Linked DNA regions of Homo sapiens: all the other regions are linked to region 1. The links are chromatin contacts, found by Hi-C or POLR2A ChIA-PET in ENCODE. All regions are on one chromosome and are shown on one strand. The core of a region is the stretch at or near the end of the contact, and the rest is flanking DNA. Distances in the headings are between cores, read along the strand shown.

Region 1 (4,198 bases), core at 1,268-3,767:
ACGCCTTTTCAGCTAGGCAACGCTCAGAGTCACACCTGAGTGGAGGCCGACGCCCCTTTGGAGGCGACTCCAGCCATAAAAAGTCCTGCTTGGAGCTGGTTTTAGCCACAGAGGGCCAATAAATGGCCCCTTCTGAATGAGGTGCCCCTGCACCTCTGCAGAGCCTGCTGCCAGCCTCCAGGATCTAACTGGGCTCTGATTCACCGCTCCCAACCCCACATCCAGGTAAGTGTGCCCAGCTCTTGTCTCTGCTTCCACCTCAAGATCTGAGTCTCCACTCCCCAGAACCCGGCAGGTTCTGCCTGACAAGGACCTGCAGTCCTCTGCCAGCTGCCACACCCTTGCCAAGGTGTGACTTGGAGTCCTGGAGCCACCTTCGGAGATGTGAAAATTAGCTCCTACTTTTAGCTAAAGCGTTTGGAAAGAAAAGCTTGATCTTTAGCTTTGACCTGGTCTTTAAAAAAACCCTTCAAGGGGAACATCACACACCAGGGCCTGTCGGGGGGGTCGGGGCTGGGGGAGGGATAGCATTAGGAGAAATACCTAATGTAAATGATGTGTTGATGGGTGCAGCAAACCAACATGGCACAGGTATACCTATGTATCAAACCTGCACATTGTGCACATGTACCCTAGAACTTAAAGTATAAAAAAAACCCACAAAAAACCCTTCACATGATTTACTTTCAGAATTGGTGGTTTCCCTTTGTGCGGCGCTGGAATCAATCTTGTTTCTCCTTATTACTTGCGGTGCATTCTGCTTCCTCTAACTTTCAAAAAATTAGTGTTAAACTCTTTTTTTTTTTTTTGAGACAAAATCTCACTCTGTCATCCAGACTGGAGTGCAATGGTGCAATCTCAGCTCACTGCAACCTCCACCTCCAGGGTTCAAGCAATTCTCCTGCCTCAGCCTCCCAAGTAGCTGGGATTACAGGTGCGCACCACCACACCTAATTTTTGTATTTTAGTAGGGGCTGGTCTCGAACCCCTTCCATTGTGATCCACCTGCCTCGGCCTCCCAAAGTGCTGGGATTACAGGCATGCACCACTGAGCCCAGCCTAGTCTTGAACTCTTGATGAGGGAATCCCTGACCCCTCTGTGTTTTCACTTTGGGATTTCTTCCTGTTTATTAAATGAATGACCTTGGTACTTTTTGGAGAAAATGACAAAAAGGAGCATCAAGGCTCCAGATGTATGGGAGCTGCAGAACTGAAACTGCCGTGGGCTTTTGGGGGTAGATTTGGGGTCTTGGGGGTAGATTTGAGTGGGACTGGGGAGGAGTGGGGTGCAATCGAGTCTTTAGACCATGCATGTGACATGGAGGTCCCTGGTGTAGCCTCCCATGTCTGCATTTCTAATTGGCTTGGATGAGGCATCCCAATAGTTACTTCTAAGAATAGTCATGGCTAATATTTATCAAGAGCTTTCTATGTGGCAGGTACTTTGCATGTGTTTTTCCTTTAATTCTGACAATGGACCCTCTGTGGTGGGTGCTTTTATTATCCACATTTTCAGATGAGGAAACTGAAGTATAGAGAGTTGAAACAACTTGGTCGAGGCCCCACTGCTACAGTGCTAAGGCCAGCTACAAAGCGAGGTCTGACTCTGACCGTCCTGGGTACAGGAGCCTTGTCTGCTCCACTTGTCCCTTGGAGCGTTGTTCTTGCTGGTCCTCTTCACACCCCAGCTCTTGTCTCCTACCTCCTGCCCCCTCTACTGTCCTGTCCCCGCATCCCTGATTTCCCCCCTAAAACATATATTTTATTATAGCTACTTTTTACTCTCTGTCTAATGGGTTGCCCCACAGTCCACAATCACATTTTGAGGAAGGAGAACTTCCCAGAGTTCATGAACAGATTTTGGAGTGCCTCTTTGCGGTGCTTGTTTCCAAAACCAACATGCTGTGGACCTTTCAAAGACACAGTACACACAAACACACACACACCCTCCCTCCAACACAAATAAACCCACATGCGGCCGGGCATGGTGGCTCACGCCTGTAATTCCAGCACTTTGGGAGGCCGAGGTGGGCGGATCACCTGAGGTCAGGAGTTCGAGAGCAGCCTGACCAACATGGTGAAACCCCATTTCTACTAAAAATACAAAAAATCAGTGGGGCATGGTGGCGCACGCCTGCAATCCCAGCTACTCGGGAGGCTGAGGCAGGAGAACTGCTTGAACCCGGGAGGCGGAGGCTGCAGTGAGCTGAGATTGCGCCATTGCACTCCAGCTTGGGCAACAAGAGTGAAACTCTGTCTACAAAAAAAAAAAAAAAAAAAAAAAAACAAACCCCACATGCACATAAACCGAAACACACACGAACACACAAACACCCACATGAACATGCGCACAAGCCCCCCACATCAAACTCAGATGCACACAGCAAGCATGCATGTAAGCCACACACTTGCCACTCTGGCTGCCTCAGCACTGCAGAGCCCCTCTCCCCGGCCTCTAGTTGGATCCCTGGTGCACACTGGAGGGAAATAAAACCTACCCCAACAGGAAGTGAAACAGTTGGTGAGCTTTTCCGGTGCTCTGCACAGATGCTGGGGCGCTGAGCAAACAGCCCTCAGTTTCTGGAGCTGTTCCGAGGTAACTGGGGTCCTTTGGGAGCTGTGGGATGATGAGGTTCAGGAGGTAGCTGGGAAGTCCGGAGCTTGGGCTTGATCCACCTGCACCTCTCCCTGTCTCCATCTGAGCTGGGTCTGAGACTCTCAGTGGAGGAGTAACAGGCTTTCTCCCAACAGGCTTTTGAAAATGGGCCCAAGGGCATTTACTCAGGACCACAGATGCATGTGGCCTACTCCACTGTCACCAGGCTGGAGTGTGGTGGCACGATCTCGGCTCTCTGCAACTTCTGCCTCTCGAGTTCAAGCCATTCTTGTGCCTCAGCCTCCCTAATAGCTGTGATTACAGGCACCCACCACCACGCCCGGCTAATTTTTGTATTTTTAGTAGAGACGGGGTTTCACCGTGTTGGCCAGGCTGGTCTTGAACGACTGACGTCAGGTGATCTGCCTGCCTCGGCCTTCCAAAGGGCTGGGATCACAGGCAGAGCCACCACACCCAGCCTCCTTTCTTCTTAGTCTGGAAGCAAACTACTTTATGAAGTTTTCATGCATCCTCTTTTAAAAGTAAAAGGAAAATCTTGTGGAGGAGAGAAGATGAAGTAGATATAGCAATAAATTGTGAATAAGGATTGTTTTTACTAGTATTCAACCAGGCAGGTCTTGACCACCATTAGATAAACTTCTGTCTGGCAGCCTGGAAAAGTTCACAGTTGCTGGGACACAAATGCTTTTGGGGTCCTTCTTGGAGAGGATGGAGTTGAAGATTTGGGAGCTTGATGGCCTTTGTTATGTGTCACCAGGGAGACAGGGACAAGGGGCGGGGCTGTTGATGGAGAATGTGGCATGGGGTAGGTGGGATGGTGACATAGAAGTCACCGTGCTCCTGCCCTAGAGATTTTAGTAGCAGGCAAACACCGTGGTCAAAAAAGAGAGTCAAGGACTTAATGAAGTTAAAGGGGTTCTGCTGACGTCCAGCACTCTGATTTTGGGGGTACAGCTTCTGCCATAACTGCATATTGCTGATACTAGTTCCTTCTTAAAATTTTCTTTGCTATCTGATGTACTACAGAATAACTGAGCTGGGAAGAATCTTGGATATTAAAATGATTTAATGAGTAGCAAACTTTCCATTTTTGTCATATCCTTGCACCTCTATTTACTTAATATTTTTCTTTAACTTAAAAATTTTTCAACAAAAACAATAATAGTTACGATATCATGGGTTTGATGTGCTAATACATGTTTTAAAATTACCTATCTGTCAACATAACCCCTATCCATTTGTGAGCCACCTAAGATTGTATTTATGCCACTGATGATATTCATGCTGCACTTGGAAAACCACTGATCTTGTCCAAGTTACCTTTTTTGTAGGTGAGGACACTGAGATCTGGAGACGTTAGTGATTTGCCCAAGGTTGCACAGTTAGAATGATACTAATTTGAGGCTGTTCCTAAGGTCTCCTAATTTACAGTCTTGACATGTTCCAGTATGCTGTATCATACTTTCAAGTGTAGAGAAACAATCGTTTTATTTTCATTTTAAAAATTTTATTTACGTATTTATTTTTGAGACAGAGTCTTGCTCTGTCACCCAGGCTGGAGTGCAGTGGTGCAATCTAGGC
Region 2 (4,305 bases), core at 564-3,063, 560 kb before region 1:
TGTTTTGCAGGAAACATCACCCTCTCTCATTTTACAAATACTGCAGACAGATTTTGAAGCCCAAAGCATCATAGAGGCAGCAGATCAGGACAGGGAGGATTGAGGCGGGGAGGCTCTACCCTGACTGTAAGAAGCACTTGAGAGACCTGCAAAAAGCCAACAGGAGAGGCAGAGACTGTGGGGGCCAATTGGTACAGGTCCTGCCCTGCATGACAGGGCCAGTGGCCCCCACAGTGCTGAGGATAAAATCCAACTGCTCATCCAGGCTGCTGGAGCCTCCTGCCTTCAGGCCACCCCACTGGCCTCTTGCCCACTGTGCCCCACTGTCCAAGCTCTCGCCTGCCCTGGGAGGGGCCCCTGCAGCTTCTTGTGCCCAGGTGCACGTCCCTCTCTTTTCCCATCTGGGCGCCTGCTGACATTGTACCATGAATTTGAACACCACCCTGCAGATGACCTGGCCTCAGTCCATGAAGTTTCCCTTTCGTCTTCTGCAGGGCACCGGCCCCTAATGCCATCTGACGGTTTCCCTGCTCACAGGATCTTCCATTTGTTAGCCCCCCAGAGTGCCCAGCCCGAGTGAAGAGCATGCAGGAAACAAGCCCCTGTCCTCGTGGAGGCTACATTCCGAGAGGGGAGGTAGGCAACACACACACAAACGACTCCGTGGTATGTCATGCTGCGATGCTGGCTGTGGAGGAAAATGAAGTGAGGCCTGGTGAAAGCCAGAGGCCATGGGGCTGCCGAGGAGGAACAGGGACAGGGTAGGATTTGCTTAGAGCAGGGCAGGTCGCGTGGGACTCTGCGGGCCACTGAAAGGAACTTGGCTTTTATTCAGAGGATGTTAAAGCGTGAGTGACATCCTCTGACCTTTTATAAAAGAGGCAAGAGTCTAGGGAGCCCGGGTAGAAGTGAGGGCGTCTGGAGGAGCCACAGTGGGCTCAGGGAGTGAGCCCACGCGAGGGCGCAGAGCAACTGGACGCTCCAACAGGGCTGGTGGAAGTGCCGAACGGTGTGCATCACCTTGGAAAGCAGGCAGTTTTTAATACCATGAAGCTCGTCCAGCCCTATGATTCGCATTTCCACTCCTAGGTATCACACTCAAGAGAAGTGAAGACGCCCACAAAGGGCTCTGCAGCAGCACTGCCGGTGAGAGCTGCATCCGGGGATGCATGGACTGGCCTGTCATTCCAGCACCTTGGGAGGCCGAGGTGGGAAGCATCGCTGGAGCCCAGGAGTTCGAGACCAGCCTGAGACCTCCAGAGGTGGAGACCCCCCCCCCACCACCTCCACTAAAAACTGAAAAAGAAATTAGTTGGGTGTGGTGTGCGCCTGTAGTCCCAGCATTATCTATATGTTAAACTGATGTTTTAAATCAGAGTTGATATCCAAATAATTAAAGAATAAACAACAAGCACAGGGACTGGTGAGGGGCTGGGCCAGATTCTCTGCAACCCACATGGCTTCACCCACTTTCCAAACCCCTGGTTCCGTGAGGACCTAGAATGACCACCCCAGACTGTTCCAGAAACAGCCTGGGGATTCTGAATGTTTCCCAGAGAATCATTAGGAATTATCCCAGCGGCGCTGGAGTAAGTGGCCAACTTAAAGTTGGACGACACTGTCTGAAACAGTCGCGTAAGGGGTAAGGGTGGAAAGCCTGGTTCTCACTGCGCTGCCGGCTCCCCGCCCCGCTCCACAGCCCCGCGCCGGCGCGGGCTCCCCGGGTCCCCGCAAGCCGCCGGGGGCGGGCCGGGGCGGGCCGGGGCGGGCCCGGGCGTGGGGGGCCGAAGGAGGAAGCGCGCGGGGCGCCATAAGGAGGAAGCGGGTAGTCGACCGTGTCCGCGCGCCTGGGAGACGCTGCCTCGGCCCGGACGCGCCCGCGCCCCCGCGGCTGGAGGGTGGTGAGTGCACCCGCGCCCCTCCCGGGGTACGCGCCGAGCCCCAGCCCGTGACCCCTGCCTGCCGCCTGCCCCGGCGTGGAGCTCAGGGCCCGCCGCCCGCCCTGGGCCCGACCGCGGTGGGAGCCAGAGGAGGGGAGGCGGGGGGTCAGAGCCCCAGGCCTCAGCAGCGACCTGAGGGCCGGGTCTCTCCCGCCTCCCCTCCGCCCGGGCGCCCTCCTCGGCGCGGCCGGCAGGTCGGTGCTGAGGGTCGGGTCCGCCTCGGAGGCGGGGAAGGCTTTGTTGTGTCCTCTCCACGTGGCCTGGGGATTCAGGGGAGGGGTGCGGGGCGCGGGGAGGGGGAGGGGCCGAGGCCAGCCCCGGAGAGGAGAAAACCCGCGGGCCTGGCCGGGTGCAGGCCACCCTTGCCGGCGGATCGGAATCCCCGCCCACACCGTGGTCTTTCCAGCACCGCAGACACCTGCCGGCTCCTCCCGAGCGGAGCTCAGGGCTGACAAAGCGCGGTCAGAGCGGCCGCTTACTGGGGCTCGCCCGCTCCTTAGAGCACTGGCAATGATGTGCGGATCCTCGCTGCTGCTGCTGGGAAACTGTTGAGTGGCTGAATGACCCCAGGGGACCCTGGGAGAGCTCTGAAGCCCTCAGCCACCAAGTGGCTGGGCTGGCAAGGGTTCATTCATTCATTCAACAAATACGAATGTGCAGCGGTGCTGGGGTCATGATGGCTCGGTGGGCAGCGAGGGGCCGGGCCGGCTGGAGGAGCACAGTGCGGATTCTGTAAGTGGGCTGGGGGCTGGGCCTTCTGCGGCTGGACCGGCCTTCACCTGCAGGCAGGGTTGGGGCAGGTGAGGAGCAGATGGACCCACCCAGAGCTCTTCCACCTTCTCAGGCTTGCACCCCCTTCCTGGAGCCTTATCCACACCCTCAGTCCTCGCTCTCACTGTGGGGGAGCTGCAGAGGATGCGGTTTTTCCACATTCCATCTCCACCCACAGGAGGCTTTGAGATGGGGGGAGCTCTCCTGGGCCTGAATGTGTGCCGTCCTGGGGCCCTGCAGTCCCCTGGGAGTGATGACCGAGACCAGATTCCCTGAGCTGGGGTCTTAAGGGTGTGGGGAGCGCAGAGGGATCCTCTGGCATCAGGAGTTGAGGTAGACAGAGCTCCAGGGAGGCACTGCCGGGAGGACGACCCTGGCCAAGCCTCTGCCTGCGGCCCAGGGTGTGCGTCCCTGCCCCTTCTGCCCCTCTTGCCCAGGGAGGGAAGAGGAAATGCGGGGTCAGCAGTTCGTGGCTGGGGTTTAAAGGCAGGGATCTCCCAGGACGGGCACAGGGAGCATGAGGAAGCAGCTCGTGTCTCTGTTCATGAGATGTGAGAGTGGTGACTGAGACGAGGGGTGCAGAGACCTGCCGTGGCTGGGGCGAGGTGCTGTTAGTGCTTCTGAGGAGGTTGGGCAGGATAGACGGTGGCTGTCAGGTGGTCTCAAGGTTGTGCAGGAGCTTGCCAGAGAGGGAAGCGGGGCATGGCCCCAGGGTGGTATGGGGGATTCTAGGGGGAGGGTGCCTGGGTGGGAAGGGGTGTCGCATGCCCAGCTCAGAGGCCTTGCTTAGGGGTGCTCACAGGCTCGGCTGACGTGAGGATGCTGATCGAAGGAGCTGAGGGTCCCACTCATTTGCAAGGGGGAACTGTCTGCCCAGGAGCCCCAGCAGTGCCCAGGCCCCTGGACTGACAAGGATGGATGAGGGTGATGGAGGCGGATGGACATTTGACACTGGAGCCTGCCTTCCAGGCAGAAGGGCCGTGAGTCATCCTCTCTCCGGTGCCAAGTGGAGGGGCTGAGCAGGTCCTCGACGTGACCGAGGACTGTGCCCGTTTTTTCAGGGGACCCGGAGCGCTGGCTCTGGCTGTCAGCCCATGAGAGACCTCCCTGCAGAGCTGTGGCCTCTGGAAATGCTTCCTGTCGTTGACATCTGGTCACCATTCTCCAGCTGGGGCTGTGGAGGGCAGCACAGGCCTGGAGTGTCCCCGAGAGCAGCTGGGCGTCTGCCCCTGCCCACCCCACAGGGCCTCCCACTCACAGGGCCTAATTAGCAGCTCCATGGCTGCCATACCTGGCGGACCGCCCTCAGCGGCCACATATATCCTTGCCCCAAGCCAATGACAGGTCTGAAGAAGACACTGATGGAGCTGAAGCACAGGACAGAGACAAGCACCTGTGTGCCGGACGCTCACGGAGCACTTGATGTGTGCTGACTGGCTCACATCACGGTGGTCAGACGAGGGTAGCATCCCCATTCTCCAGATGGTGTAACTGAGGCAAGGAGAGGCTAAGTAACTTGTCCAAGGTCACACCCGAGGGAGTTGGACTTCAGGGTCTCAGCTCTGAGCATCAGGCACACTGCCCAGATTCCCCC
Region 3 (3,960 bases), core at 486-2,985, 580 kb before region 1:
ATAGGTTCTTGGTTTGCCTGACCAGTCCACCATCAGCTTGGTTCTGCTTTGCTTAGGAACTTTGGAACCTGCGAGGTTTCCCAACGCGTGTGTGTGTGTGTGTGTGTGTGTGTGTGTGTGTTTTAGAGTGAGGTTTCCCAGCGCGCGTGTGTGTGTGTGTTTGTGTGTTTTAGATTGTAATTCTTACATGCATTTGTTTGGTTTTTTGCCTTCACTTTTCCTCCCAACCTGGAGCTTTATCTCTGCATTAAGTCTGTGTAGCACCAGGTGTCTCCCAGCCCCACTATGTGTATGCTAGACTGGGCCTGCCGGACCAGCCTCACCCTGTCATGACAGCTGCTTGCATGTCTGCAGTATTGCACACCAGCCAGCTGGGACCCCTGTCAGGGCCATGGTGTTTGTCATCGCCCGAGGTTTTAGACTGGACCTCAGCCTTGCAGTGCCAAGGCTGCCCCAGGCCAGGAGCATGGCATTGGTGGTGCCCACCAAATAGGCTTCCTGGGTTGGGGACTCAGAATAGCCGAGTGCCTTCTTAGTCAGCAACACATTTGGTCAGTCTTCCCTCACACTTCCCAGGCTGCATAACCTGAGCAAGGCAGAGTGGAAAATCTACGGTGGCCCCACTCCGTAAACCTGAGCCGCCAAGGAATTCCAGCCCTGAGCACTTTGCTTTGTGAAAGTTTTTGAGACAGGGTCTGGCTCTGTCACCCGGGCTGGAACCCACCCAGTGGCGCCATCTCCACTCACTGCAACCCCCACCTCCCGGGTTCAAGCAATTCTCCTGCCTCAGCCTCCTGAGTAGCTGGGACTACAGGCGTGCGCCACCACACCCAGCTAATTTTGTGTTTTTAGTAGAGACGGGGTTTCACCATGTTGGCCAGCCTGGTCTTGAACTCCAGACCTCAAGTGATCCACCTGTCTCGGCATCCCAAATGCTAGGATTACAGGTGTGAGCCACCGCACTTGGCTGCTTTCTGAAAGTTTAATCCAGTCAGTTGGGCATAGCCATGACAGGTAATTCCCCTTGTGTTTCCCAGGAAAAGGTGACAAAAGCTCTTTGGTGTCTCCGACAGGAGTTCAATAAAAAGGCATTGCTCTGGCCGGGCACGGTGGCTCCCACCTGTAATCCCAGCACTTTGGGAGGCCGAGGCGGGCAGATCACAAGGTCAGGAGATCGAGACCATCCTGGCTAACATGGTGAAACCCCATCTCTACTAAAAATACAAAAAATTAGCCGGGTGTGGTGGCGGGCGCCTGTAGTCCCAGCTACTCAGGAGGCTGAGGCAGGAGAATGACGTGAACCCGGGAGGCGGAGCTTGCAGTGAGCCGAGATCGCGCCACTGCACTCCAGCCTGGGTGACAGAGGGAGACTCTGTCTCAAAAAAAAAAAAAAAAAAGGCATTGCTCCAACACTATTTATCATTATAATATTTATGTTATTATTTATAGTGGTACTATAGTTAGCAGTAAATATAGTGGCATCACCGCCAAAACAAGTGTGAGAAATGAGAGTCCAGAGAGTCCACCCTGGTAAGCTAAGGGCTGCACGTGGCTGCCCAGAGAGGCAGGAAAGTGGAGCCTCAAAATATGCCTGAGAATAAGCGAGCCTCTTTCCTGTCCCTGACGCCTTGGAGCGTGATCCTCAGAGACCAAAGGGAACTGAAAACCAAAAATGATCTCTATCTACGCAGGATGTTCCAAAAGTGTGGCTGAAAGGGGAAGACGTTAACCTTGGGGCTCTACAGAGTTTCTGTGTGCGTGAAACACACAACAGCATATCAGAAGGGAGGGTGTGGGGCCAGCCTCCACCTCTTGAAAGTCTGGTATTCTAAAACGCTTGCAAGCTGATTATTTGGGATTCTGTATTTTCACGTGGAAATAGAGTTGTAAATGGTGGCTCGGCTCATAAAAAGCCCATTTTCCTCATTACACCTCTGTGTGTGGTACTAGTCTGGTGACACTCCAGGACCTAACCCGTGTTCCCTGGGGAAATGCAGCATTCCAGGCTGGGGCCTCTGGGCTCTAGAAGTCTCCCTCATTGGCCCTCTTTTGGTCTGCTGGACACTGCTTTAGGGACCTCCCCAGCTCTGTGGTGATGGTGCCTTTGTCCAACCAGGGGGAGCTGGGAGCCTGTCTAGTGGGCAGAGGTGGATACCAAGATGAGGCAGGTCCCCGGGGCCAGTTGTCCAGCAGGCCTGGAGGACGGCCCGCCGACGTGCCTGCCCGCTGTGGCTGTGCCCACCTCTGCGTCCTCTGCTGGCTGCCACGTGGTTAGCGTTGGTGGCCGGTGCGTTTGGGGTGCTCAGTAAACATTTCTGGCATAAATTAGTAGTCTCCCGCATCATCCTTACCACAGGCCATGATTCATGTATGATATTGCTGTTTTTGATATCAGCATCCATGTAGAAGCCAGTGGGTCAAATAGAACCAGGCAGAATTGAATGATTGAGTCGGAAATGCAGAGCATCAAGCCAGCACCCACCGCCACACAGATTGTCACTGGTGGTTGTCGGGCTATGAACAGAGTTGGGCCTTTGTCTTGGCCCCTCTGGGCTATTATTACTTATTTATTTATTTTTTAGAGATAGGGTCTCACTCACCCAGGCTGGAGTGCAGTGGTGCAGTCACGGCTCTCTGCAGCCTTGACCTCCCGGGCTCAAGCAGCCCTCCCACCGTAGCCTCCTGAGTAGCTGGGACTATAGATACTCACACTACCACACCCAGCTAATTGTTGTAGAGACGGGGTCTCACTGCATTGCCCAGGCTGGTCTCGAACTCCTGGGTTCAGCAGTCATCTCACCCTCACCTCCCAAAGTGCTGGGATCACAGGTGTGAGCCCCCGTACCTCCGAGCTTTCTGACCGCATCCTCACTAATCCTTGTGAGCAAGGCACTCAAGCCTCTGCTCCCCAGTCTCAGGGCTATGGCTCTTGGATTTCGAGTACCAGAAGGACTAAGGTAGGCCCTGCCTGCCTTCCAGATGACCATCTAGGTTCAGTGTGTGGGCTCATCTGCTTGCTTGTTTTTCCAGCTGCCCGGGTGTCTTCTTGATGCAGTGTGCCAAGGTGAAGAGTCTTGGTTGGAGAGAAGGTGGGAATATAGAAGTACAAGTACAGAGAAGGGGACCTGCCCTACAGCTGGCCACTCTTTCCCCCACACTGTTGGCCATTCTACCCCACACTGGGTCTTGGGCCCATGAGAGGCAGGGCCTGGAGTGAGGTGCTCGGGTGCGCCAAGGGCCAGGTGGTAGTGTAGGGGGTACCCCGACTTAGGAAGGCCAGGCCTGGATTCAGGTCCTGCCTTCACTGTCTCCCCAGGCACAGACAAAACAGACTCTACTTACCCTCTCAGGGCCTCTTCAGAAGACGAGGCAGGAAGGGACATCGGGCCTCCCTTCCAGGTGTGACATTCTGATCAGGGTCTGTGGGACTGCTCTTCCTTGAGCTGCCTGAGACGCCAGCATTTGTTACATTTGCCTGGAGCCTGTGTTGAAGAGGGAAAGCTCTGAGTTCAGAGTGGGCAAGAAGATTTGGCTTCTTTTCCAGGCTCTGCCACACTTAACTCCGTTGAGCCTCAGAACCCTCATTTGAATTTGCCCATCCTGGCAGCCACACCTGGCCGGTGTGAGGATCACGTGGGTGGTGCATGCGAGGGCGCCCTGAAGCCGGAGAGTGCCATCCGTGCCCATCTCATGCGCTGCTCTGGACAGGCCTCACTCCCTGGTGGTGTACTGTTGCTTTTTGAAATTTGGTGACAGGCACTGCCTGCCCGCCAGGTGTCAAGCGAGTGGCACTAAAGAGCCACCCCTGGGTCACACGTCCAAAGGAAGTGCTGCTTCAGAGGGAAAGATGGAGCAGATGTGCCCCCGAGTGTTGGAGACGCAGCAGAGTGCTCCAGGGAGGAGGGGTCCTCTGACCAGGACCCGCTCACTGCTCGGGAGCTCAGGAGGGGTGGCCAGCGC

What was found. Hi-C counts contacts between places; a loop is a spot of excess contacts on that map. ChIA-PET counts read pairs that join two places held with the same protein, here RNA polymerase II (POLR2A). Pooled maps may share reads with other maps.
Region 2: a map of CD8-positive, alpha-beta T cell shows a loop between it and region 1 (8-fold over the local background). The contact joins the promoter of BID here to the promoter of ADA2 in region 1. A Hi-C loop is called at or near these places in 1 of 168 maps with a recorded cell type or tissue (CD8-positive, alpha-beta T cell), 13 of 37 single-sample maps with no recorded cell type and 8 of 50 pooled maps. POLR2A ChIA-PET finds 5 or more read pairs at or near these places in 2 of 52 experiments (CD8-positive, alpha-beta memory T cell and activated CD4-positive, alpha-beta T cell).
Region 3: a map with no recorded cell type shows a loop between it and region 1 (8-fold over the local background). The contact joins the enhancer-like site here to the promoter of ADA2 in region 1. A Hi-C loop is called at or near these places in 6 of 37 single-sample maps with no recorded cell type and 5 of 50 pooled maps.

The regions. Positions count from the first base shown.
Region 1 is chr22:17,217,754-17,221,951 of GRCh38, reverse strand. ADA2 (adenosine deaminase 2) reads left to right here and starts at 2,517. Exons shown (of 10, transcript NM_001282225.2): 1 at 2,517-2,596. RefSeq lists enhancers at 2,730-2,859, 2,870-2,939, 2,780-3,140.
Region 2 is chr22:17,771,977-17,776,281 of GRCh38, reverse strand. It overlaps BID (BH3 interacting domain death agonist), which reads left to right and starts at 1,813. Exons shown (of 6, transcript NM_001196.4): 1 at 1,813-1,901. RefSeq lists silencers at 1,685-1,784, 1,805-1,854, 1,875-1,944, 1,975-2,304.
Region 3 is chr22:17,796,111-17,800,070 of GRCh38, reverse strand. All of the region lies in intron 29 of MICAL3 (microtubule associated monooxygenase, calponin and LIM domain containing 3), which reads left to right. Among named protein-coding and RNA genes, the nearest start is that of LINC00528, 21 kb to the right of the region's middle. RefSeq lists an enhancer at 1,850-1,899. Within about 2 kb of position 1,735, at least 5 of the 41 ENCODE cell types and tissues checked have a DNase peak (open chromatin) inside an H3K27ac peak, as active enhancers do.